Linked DNA regions of Homo sapiens: region 2 is linked to region 1. The links are chromatin contacts, found by Hi-C or POLR2A ChIA-PET in ENCODE. All regions are on one chromosome and are shown on one strand. The core of a region is the stretch at or near the end of the contact, and the rest is flanking DNA. Distances in the headings are between cores, read along the strand shown. Region 1 has its middle 23 kb from the start of FAT2. Region 2 holds the start of SLC36A1 (solute carrier family 36 member 1).

What was found. A loop is a pair of places that touch in the nucleus more often than their neighbours do. ChIA-PET counts read pairs that join two places held with the same protein, here RNA polymerase II (POLR2A). Pooled maps may share reads with other maps.
Region 2: a loop to region 1 is called in a map with no recorded cell type, with 8 times the contacts of the local background. The contact joins the promoter of SLC36A1 here to the enhancer-like site in region 1. A Hi-C loop is called at or near these places in 2 of 168 maps with a recorded cell type or tissue (IMR-90 and posterior vena cava), 1 of 37 single-sample maps with no recorded cell type and 11 of 50 pooled maps. POLR2A ChIA-PET finds 5 or more read pairs at or near these places in 4 of 52 experiments (A673, GM12878, MCF 10A and 1 more).

Annotation. Positions count from the first base shown.
Region 1 is chr5:151,611,286-151,616,393 of GRCh38, forward strand. No RefSeq gene overlaps it. Among named protein-coding and RNA genes, the nearest start is that of FAT2, 23 kb to the left of the region's middle. Within about 2 kb of position 1,751, at least 4 of the 41 ENCODE cell types and tissues checked have a DNase peak (open chromatin) inside an H3K27ac peak, as active enhancers do; they include GM12878, where a contact is called at or near this core.
Region 2 is chr5:151,446,049-151,451,070 of GRCh38, forward strand. It overlaps SLC36A1 (solute carrier family 36 member 1), which reads left to right and starts at 1,555. Exons shown (of 11, transcript NM_078483.4): 1 at 1,555-1,765. RefSeq lists an enhancer at 1,535-1,584.

The DNA of each region.
Region 1 (5,108 bases), core at 501-3,000:
AAAGGAAGGCTGAAGCCGTGCCATTGAGCCAAGTGTCATCAGGGTGTCCACAGTGCCCTGCCAGGTCCCCACAGCCCCCTTCACTCACCTCCACACCTTGACCTGCTGTGACAGCTTCCCCCTGGCCAAGCTCCAGAGATGCTCCAGTAGCCCAGAAGATGAAAGGCTACTAGGAGCAGGTGACACCATAGACACGGTGACAGCCGGATGCACCAACCACATAAGCAAAGCCCTGGGCATGGGAAACCGGCACCGGCGGCACAGACAGAGCCCTCTTTTGTCTTGAAATCAGCAAGACTGACCTTATATCTGGTCACAAGTCCTGGGTCTGACCCAAAACTGGAGTGAGAAGCTAAGGGGAAAGTAGTTTTAGTCACGGGACTTCAGAGCTGGAAAGATTAGCGGGATTGCCTCATTCAGAACATTTATGTTGTAGATGAGGAGGTCCAGGAAAGGCAAGGTCCTGCATAAGGTCAACAGTGAGTTTCTTTAATAGGAAAGGCCACATCTCAGTTTTGTTATTGCTGATGATACCATGACTTCCGCTCTCTAAAATGAGGCCAGGTCAGGAATCCCTTCCAGTCCCCACCAATCCTTCTGCTACCTCCGTAACACTGGATCCCATAGTGTTCTTAGGGGAAGTAGCCACGGTGCTCAGAATTTCCACTGGTTACCCTTGGAGCTGTTGCCGACGATCCTGTCTGCCTGAAATGCCTTTCTTTCTTGGTTCTTTCTGTGCCACCCCTGCAGTCTCAGTCTGGCTAAATTGTAACCCAATTTACAAGGCCAAGCTCAAATGCCGCTGTCTCAGTGAAGCTTCCTCCTATCCTACTGAACCTCTGGCCCTTATTTCTTTATTCCAAGGGGTCTCCAGAGTGACTGTTGGACAATGGAGACAAAGGGGTGGCTTCAGGAATCCATGGGAGTTATGACATCCACGGTTGAGGGGAAGTTGTGGAAATTAAGTTTGGAAAGAAAGGTTGAGGCCAGATGGGAGAATGGGGCAGGTTGTAAAGAGCTGAAGAGTGAGGAAGCAGAGGCCCTACTCTACTGCCCGAGCGGAAGCCAGGAGATCTGCTCCTATAACAGGGACATTTCTGTCCCAGGGCCTCACTTGACCCCATTTTTGCCAGGAGATGGAAAATAACATTGCTTAAGACATGAGCCCTGGCCTCCCAGAGCTTCACCTCTAATAAAGGAGAGTCACTTATTCACACATTCATTTCACAATGCTAATTGAGAATTTTACCTCTTGCCAGACATCATTCTAGGCACTGAGGACAAAAACAGGTTTGTGAGAGTCTGTGTGTATGTGGTGTGTGTGTGTGTGTGTGTGTGTGTGTGTGTGTGTGGTGCATATGTGGTGTGTGTGTGGTGTGTGTCTGTGATGTGTGTGTAGTGTGTGTGTGGTGTGTGTGGTGTGTGTGTGTGGTGTGTGTGTGGTGTATGTGTGGTGTGTGTGGTGGTGTGTGTGTGGTGTGTGGTGTGTGTGGTGTGTGTGTGGTGTGTGTGGTGTGGTGGGTGTGTGTGGTGTGTTGTGTGATTGTGTGTGTGGTGTGTTGTGTGTGGTGTGTGTGTGCTGTGTGTGTGGTGTGTGTGGTGTGTGTGTGGTGTGTGTGGTGTGTGTGTGTGGTGGGGGGTGTGGTGTGGTGTATGTGTGTGTGTGGTGTGTGGGGGTGTGTGTGGTGTGGTGTATGTGTGTGTGTGGTGGGGGGGTGGTTTGTTTTCATAGCGGAAATGGTAGACGAGTAGTTAATAATTCTTTCAATCCTAGAGACAGAACTGTGGTTAAGGCAAGTAAGTTCCTGCCTTAGAAGTTTATTTTCCGGTGAGAGACCCGTACTGAGCACACCCTGACCCGGTTGACAGGTGCAGTGCACTTCATGACAGGCGAGTAGGGAGCACTCTGGGAACATGCAACGGAGGAAGCTATTTGATCTGGAGCCTCCAGGATGCGTGACATCTTGGCTGCTTTTGCTGATGATTCTTTGCCTGAGCTTTTGCTGATGATTCACTCTGCCTGAAATGCCTCTCCTGCCTTCACCTGCTCTTCTCTAATCCACCCACACAGTCTCAGCCTGGCTACATCACACCCAGACAGGCTTCAAGGCCAGGCTCAGATGCTACTGTGTCAAGGAAGCCTCCCTCCATTCCCCTGAACTTTCACATCTCCTCTTGCCCTTGCTCCATGAGGTTCTCCGCGGTGGCTGCTAGACAATGGAGAAAAAGGCGGTGGCTTCAGGAACCATGGGAGTTGGTTGAAGGTATCACTCTCATTGACACTGTCAGCTGTCAATTATTCCAGGGGCCCTTCTCTCTCTGCCTTCTTTACAACAGTGAATCTGTTAGGTAACTACATGTCTGCATCAGGTACAAAATGAATGTATCTGTAATCCCAGCTACTCGGGAGGCTGAGGCAGGCGAATCGCTTGAACCTGGGAGGCGGAGGTTTCAGCGAGCCGAGATCACACCACCGTACTGTGCTTAGGCATCAAGCAAGACTCCGTCTCCAGAAAAAAAAAAAAAAAAGGAATATATCATCTCCGGGCAACACATGCTCCTTATGAGTAAAATACATGGTAGAACCCATTGCAGCTACTCAGAAGCCTTTTTGTGTTCAGCATGTATTGGCTGTGTGACCCTGAGCGAAGTTGAGTTGGAGCTGACCAGAGTTTTAAAGCACGTGAAATGCACAGTGCAGGGTTTGTTGGGAACACCTCAGAAGGGCACTAAACCTGGATGGAGCTGAAAGAAAGACCTCTTGGAGGAGTGTCATCAAATGCTCCCCTACCTTGATGTGTGCTGTAGATGGGAATGGATACAGAGAAAAGGAACCTGTAACAGAAGCTCTGAGCTTTCCTGAGGAAGTGAGGTTTCAGATCTGAAACATAAGTGGCAGCTCACTGCTAAGAAGTGGGAGACAACGGGTGTTCCCCACAAAGGGACCAGCATGTGCAAAGACCCTGGAGCCTTATAACCCCCAGGCATTATTACAGTACTCTGAGAACTGTTTTCCTCTCCAAACCCTTTGATGAGGATTTCCAGGTCCAGACTATCTGCAAAGCCAGAGTCCCGATGCTGGGAGAATGCTCAGCTCGTCTGCTGTGCTCTGCCCAGGGGGCTTTCTGGGCACCATGATGCTTCTCCTTCAGACCTAATCCCAGACGGAGAGTGTCTGAAGAAATGTTAAAAACCACTGAATTTAGTGTATCATCCCCTCCTTTTCTAAAGGGGGCTTGAGACTCAGAGACAGCAGTTGGTGTCACATAGAATCACTCTAATTAAGCACTTACTAGGTACCAACCACTGTACTAAGCATTTTTCCATCCAACATGAGGGAGAGACAATTATTGATCTCATGTGTCACATGAAAAAAGTGAGGCTCACCGAGGTGATCGTGTCTGAGGTCACATAGCTAGAACGTCCCAGAGCTTTGAAACCCGGGTAGTTGACCCCAAAGCCTACGTTCCTATCCAGTGGGACTGTTTGTCAGAACTTGGCCAGAATCCAGTTTCTCTTGCATGCAGTCTCATGCATTCATCATTGCAATAAAAATTCAGCTTGGCAAACAAACACCTTTCGGGAGGCCTCCACATCTCTGCACTTGGACTGACTGACTTCAGGCAGGTCTATCCCTTATACTACAGGGCACGAAGCAAGAGTTCAAATGAAGGGCCCTGTGGCTCCAGCCCACCTGCCTTCTCTTGACTCCTCTTCCTACAAGGAAAATGGTTATAGGCAGGTGCTTAGACATCTCACCCCATGTGACCACGCTCCATCCTCACCACCCTAATGCCTTCCCAGCAAACAACAACTTGGCCATCCCTCAGGCTACCCTTAGAGGTGTACAGCCTGCCCTTGGAGGAAAGACCCCTGGCAGAGGCCTAGAAAGTAAGCTGGGGGCTATTGAGCTGGAAACCGACAGCTTGGGTGCTGAAAATGTGATCTGGAAGTGGTGAGGGGGTGGGTCACAGGCTTAGGGTAAGCCTTCCCCTTGGCTCCACAGACTCCTCACCCCACAGCGACAATGGAACTGCAGGAAGAGCAGGGCAGGACCTAGTAGCTCCAATGTGAGGGAGTTCTAAATGCAGACAGTGCCAGGGTTCCAGCTGGGTCCCCTCTCTGCCTCATGAGCCGGCTTCCCAGCAGGGCTGACTAGTACACATTTCTTGTGCCCCTGCACAGCCACACAGCCACACAGCCACACCCTGACCTTCTCCAGAGCCCTTGCCTGATTACCTGATAGTGACCTCCCCCCTCCCACCAGCAACATCACCCCATCCCCACCTTGGGTCGTGCCCTGACTTGTGCAAACCACAGGTCTAAGTGCTGTGCTGAAGCAGAATGAGTCAGGGGCAGAACTCAAGGTGTTGAGCCTGGGAGGCTGCTCTAAGCAGGGAAGAGAAAACTCTGTGGCCCCAGAGAGGAATGAATCAGGCAGGAGTGGCTCAGACCCTGCGTTCTGTCTTCTCCTCACCAAATGCGTAGAGCAGCGGGTGATGTAGGGGGAGAGACTCAGGCACCCCTGGTCATGAATCAGGCAGCATTTAGGAAGTCTGTTTTTCCAGGAGAATATGTAGATGTCATTTCTAGCATTGCTGAGACTGCAATTTGCTTATGGGGGGAGAATATAAGAAGGTTCTGTGTGTGTGCGCACATGCATGTGTATATACACATGTTGTGTACCTATATATGCCTGTGTCTGTGTGAGATATGTATATGTGTGTCTGATGTGGACACATTTATACATGTGTCTATGTGTTTGTGCCTGTGTGTACAGTACCTGTGTCACTGTGAGTGAACATGCACATCGTTCTGCCTGAGGGTCTGTATGGATGTCCTTGCCTGTGTAGCTCAGGGTGTCCCCATGCTTGGCCCCGGGCCAAATGATTCCAGCACCTATAATCTTTTGTTGTTGTTGTTGTTGTTGTTGTTGTTGAGACGGAGTCTTGCTCTGTTGCCCAGGCTGGAGTGCAGTGTTGTAATATTGGCTCACTGCAACTTCCGCCTCCCCGTTTCAAACGATTCTCCTACCTCAGCCTCGTAAGTAGCTGGGATTACAGGTGCCTGCCACTATCCCTGGTTTACTGTCACTGCAACTTCTGCCT
Region 2 (5,022 bases), core at 305-2,804, 170 kb before region 1:
GTATAATGTTAAACTATTTAATTGGTCTCTTTCTTCTCTTTTAATGTAGGCATTTATTGCTATAAACTTCTCTCTTAGAACTACTTTTGCTGCATTCCATAAGCTTTGGTATGTTATGTTTCCATTGTCAATTGTCTGAAAATATTTTTTAAATTTCCCGTTTGATTTCATCTTTGACCCACTGGTTGTTTCGAAGCATAGGACTGGGTATGGTGGCTCACACCTATAATCTCAGCACTTTGGGAGGCCGAGGTGGGCAGATCACCTGAGGTCAGGAGTTTGAGACCAGCCTGACCAACATGGTGAACCTCGTCTCTACTAAAAATACAAAATTAGTCGCGCGTGGTGGCACGTGCCTGTAATCCCAGCTACTTGGGAGGCTGAGACAGGAGAATCGCTTGAATCCAGGAGGCAGAGGTTGCAGTGAGCCAAGATTGCACCACTGCACTCCAGATGGGGCAATAAGAGCGCAACTTTGTCTCAAAGAAAAAAAAAAGCGTGTTGTTTAATTTCCACATATTTGTGAATTTTCCAAGATTCCTCCTGTCATTGATTTCTAGCTTCATATTATTATGGTCTGAAAGAATATTAATATGATTTCAATCTTCTTAAATTTAAGGCTTGTTTTTTGGACTAGCATATGGTCTATTCTAGAGAATGTTTCAAGTGTGTTAGAGAAAAAATGTGTATTCTGTTTCTGTTGAATGGAAAGTTCTGTATATATCTGTTAGGTTCATTTGGTTTAAAGTGCAATTCAAGTTCATTATTTCCTTATTTTCTCTCTAGTTGCTCTATCCATTGTTGAAAGTGGGATATTGACCCTCCTACTATTGTGTTGCTATCTATTTCTCCCTTCATGGCCATTAATATTAGTTGTATGTATTTAGGTGCTCCAATTTTGCATGCATATATATTTACAGTTGTGTCTTCTTGATGAATTGACCCCTTTATTATTAAACAATGATCTTCTCTGTCTCTTGTGACAGTTTTTGACTTGAAGCCTATTTGTTACATAATTGTTAAAGGAAAAGTCTGTAACAAGGAGGTAAAAGGAGAAGCCTAGATAATACAATACTGAAATGTTGCCATCCATTTAAAAATGTTACTTTAAAAATTTGAATGTATTAAAAGATAATGTTGCCCTACCCCACAGTTCCATTTCCAGTAGCAACCACAGATGATAGTTTGTGTATGCTTCTGAAAAATTGGAAGTTTTAAAAATATGCATATTTCTTATTATAAAAGCAATACAAACTCATCGAGATGTGTAAAAGAAAATACAGCCAGTGTAAAAATTAGCAATATTTCACAAACCCACAACTCAAGGGACAGTGCTCTTCGACTGGACTCTGCCCCATGCCCAAGATCAATGCCCTGTTCAGTTCCTATTCGCAGTCCCCAGCGCCCAGGAACATAGTCCTTCCAGCAGTGGCAGTAATAGGTCGCCAGGTGGTGCTGTGGAGCAGAGCTCCGGAGCTCAGTGAGAAAAAAGGCGCGGCCGCTCAAGGGAGCACGTGACCTCGGCCTCTGGCGTGGGCGGTGGGATCACGTGATGAGGTCCGGAAGCGGCTGCCGGGCAGCAAAGGAGGATGGCGAGGGGCTGATACTGAACCCGGGAAGGGTGGGCTGTGCTGAAGCCAGAGCCGGAGCCGGAGCTGGGGCCAGAACCCGAGCAGTGAGTTCCTCCACTGGCTGCCGGCTGGCGGCGCTCGCCGCCTTGGGCAGGACCCACCTCGCCTTCCTCCCGGCGTGGCAGATGCTCCAGGTCAGGCACTGGATCCGCCCGGGCTGTGGGTCCGCGACTCCTTGGCGTCCCCGGGCCGCAGCTGCGGTACGACGCTGACACCCCTCTGTGAATTGGGCGAAGCGTGGAGATCCCTTGTCCCTCGCGCTATCTCCCTTGACCTCGTGGGGTTGGGATCTCACCGTCCTGTTTGACTGACAGGTGGGGGAAACTGGGGTAGATGGTGAAGATAACCCAAAGGACCATCTAGGGCGTCTTTCACGCTTCGCACAGGTCTCCCCGTTTCCAGCAAATGTCTTGCCCGCTGCGGGAGCGCTGCTTGAGACAGGCTCATAATGGGTCTTTGGGTCAGAACTGCAAGGACGCTGGGAAGTCGTCTGGTGCAGCTCCCTCCTAGGACAGTTGGAGAAACTGAGCCCTTACTCCGGGAAGGGGTAAGGGCTTGCCTAAGGTCATCCAGTGAGTTAATCGGAGACCCGGAGACCTGCGACTAGAATGCAAATGTTCCTAAGCTTCAGCAGCTGTTTGCTTTTCGCCACACCGCCTCCTGCGGGAAACTTCACCTGTGAAAAGGCACTCCTTTCTGTCCCTTTCTCTTTTAGTCCTCTCCCTTTTTAGCTGTCTGCATTTTCCACCGCTGGGGTTGGATTTGCTCTGGGTGTGGTTCCCTGTTTGTTCATTATTTTTCTGCAAACTCATCCTTCTGTAGGTTTGGTTTCTAACCTTCCTGCATTCTATGTAAGTCACACCAAAATATGAAATATGAATCGGAATGTGCTTCTGGGAAGATAGGTGGCTGAGCCGAGGTTGTGGAGAGCCCTGACGTTAACTTGAAGAATGTAAAGACCTTTGCTTTATTTTTTCTGTAACTTGTCAGATTTGGGATTGCTTATTTGGATGGACGTTTTGCAGTTATTTGAATTTTGCTGAAGATAGCATCATGGTGCAATGGACAGAACAGAGATTGGGGAATCAGGATATTTTGTCCTAGCTCTGCCGCTTACCTGGCAACCTTAAGTGACTCGCGTTTGGGTTTCTCAGTCTAGACAGTGATGGAATTGAATTCTTAAGGGCCCCTTCTGCTGTGATCTGGATGTTGTGCATCTTTCTAGGCTTGTTTTTTTGTTTGTTTGTTTTTAAATAGAGATGAGGTCTCACTATGCTGCCCAGGCTGATCTCAAACTCCTGGGCTCAAGTGATCCTCCCACCTTGGCCTCCCAAAGTATTGCGATTACAGGGGTGTGAGCCAGTGCCCCTGACCAGGGTCTGTTTGTTTTTTTATTCCGAGAGATTTTACCCGCTGTGTACACTGAGTATCAGCCTTGCAACAAGACTTAATCTAATTGTGTAGGAAGCAGTTTCCTCTGCTTATTCCTCTGTTGCTATAAAATCCTCCTCCTCTTTCTTCCTATCTCTGTATTATGTCTAAGCTAAATACTAACAGCTGAAAATGATTTTTAACTGTCTGTTATTATTTTAAACATGATCAGGGCCCTCTTCTGACTCTTGTCTAGAGCCTCGTTTACAGTAATTAACTTACTTGTACATTTAGAACATGTTTTCGTTAAAAATGTTCTTGAAGTCAAGTGGAAAGGGACAAACTTTGTGTTTGTCTGGGGATGGAGGCTACGTGCAGCAGAGGCTGTGCTGATAACAGCTTTAAGCCTCTCCCTTTGTTTTCTGATTGTATCGTTTATATTCGCCTGCTCTGGAGTCCTTGTTTTCCCTTTAAGGCATGTAGCTGTTCATTCAGCCTCCTCTTGTGGCAGTTCGAAGTGCTCAGAGTTTTCTCTGTTCCAAAGGCGGTGTAAGAAAAAGGGATTCCATTTATTTTATAATATTCTGGAGACTACAACTGGGACCAATAGATGAAAGTGCCATAAGGGAAGGGTGTTTGGTAAGTGTTAAAAACTTTCAAAGAATTAGTGGTCTCCTGTATTAGAACACTGAGCACGGAGCTCCCTGTCACTGGAGGTAATCGTCTCTGGGCAATTACTTCGGGGATGTTGTAGATGAAATTAGATTGTTGGGTAGAGGGTTGGACTAGACAAAATTTTAAGTTTTCTTTCAACTCAAGAGTCTGTGACATTCTAGGACTGGACTTACTAGCATGTAGAGTGGATGGAGCAGATGTCCACTTACTAGCATGTGGGATGGATGGAGCAGATGTCCACTTATTACTAGCATGTGGGATGGATGGAGCAGGTGTCCACTTAGTGGCATGTAGAGTGGATGGAGCAGATGTCTGCTTACTAGCATGTGGGATGAATGGAGCCGATGTCCACTTACTGGCATGTAGAGTGGATGGAGCAGATGTCCACTTATTAGCATGTGGGATGGATGGAGCCGATGTCCACTTACTAGCATGTAAAGTGGATGGAGCAGATGTCCGCTTACTAGCACGTAGAGTGGACGGAGCAGATGTCCACTTACTAGCATGTGGGATGGATGGAGCTGATGTCCACTTACTAGCATGTGGGATGGATGGAGCTGATGTCCACTTACTAGCATGTGGGATGGACGGAGCCGGTGTCCACTTACTAGCATGTGGGATGGACGGAGCCGGTGTCCACTTACTAGCATGTGGGATGGATGGGGCAGGTGTCCACTTACTAGCATGTAGAGTGGATGGAGCAGATGTCCACTTACTAGCATGTAGAGTGGATGGAGCAGATGTCCACTTACTAGCATGTGGGATGGACGGAACTGGTGTCCACTTAACTAGCATGTGGGATGGATGGAGCCGATGTCCACTTACTAGCATGTGGGATGGATGGAGCAGATGTCCACTTACTGGCATGTAGAGTGGATGGAGCTGATGTCCAGTTTTGTGATTACTTTGTTTCTATTTATAACCTTGTCTCAGGTAACTATTCTCATATTAAGTACTCCTGCTTTTTCTTTCTTTTTATCACCACCACCTCCCCTCCAGTGAGTATCTCAGTTCTTTAAATGCTTGATATCGCTTCAAAGGTCAGATGAGTGAATAGTCTTCTGTTTCTGCTTTTCCTGGCCTGGTGCTGATAACCGCTTCCAAAGTGCATGACTGATTAGCATTACTCACACCTAGGCCAGCTTTTCTCTTTTTCCCATAGAGGAACTCACATGGAATCCGTTTATTTCCATCCAGGCCTTCTCTTGTTTCCCATAGAAGAAGCTCTCACTGAGTCTGTTTACTTCCACCCAGGCCTTGGAAGAATCCTGTACCTCTCTCCTTTGGCCAGGCCTTACTGTGATGAGCACATAAAGGTAGCCTCTACTTAATGGGCATGGGGGCC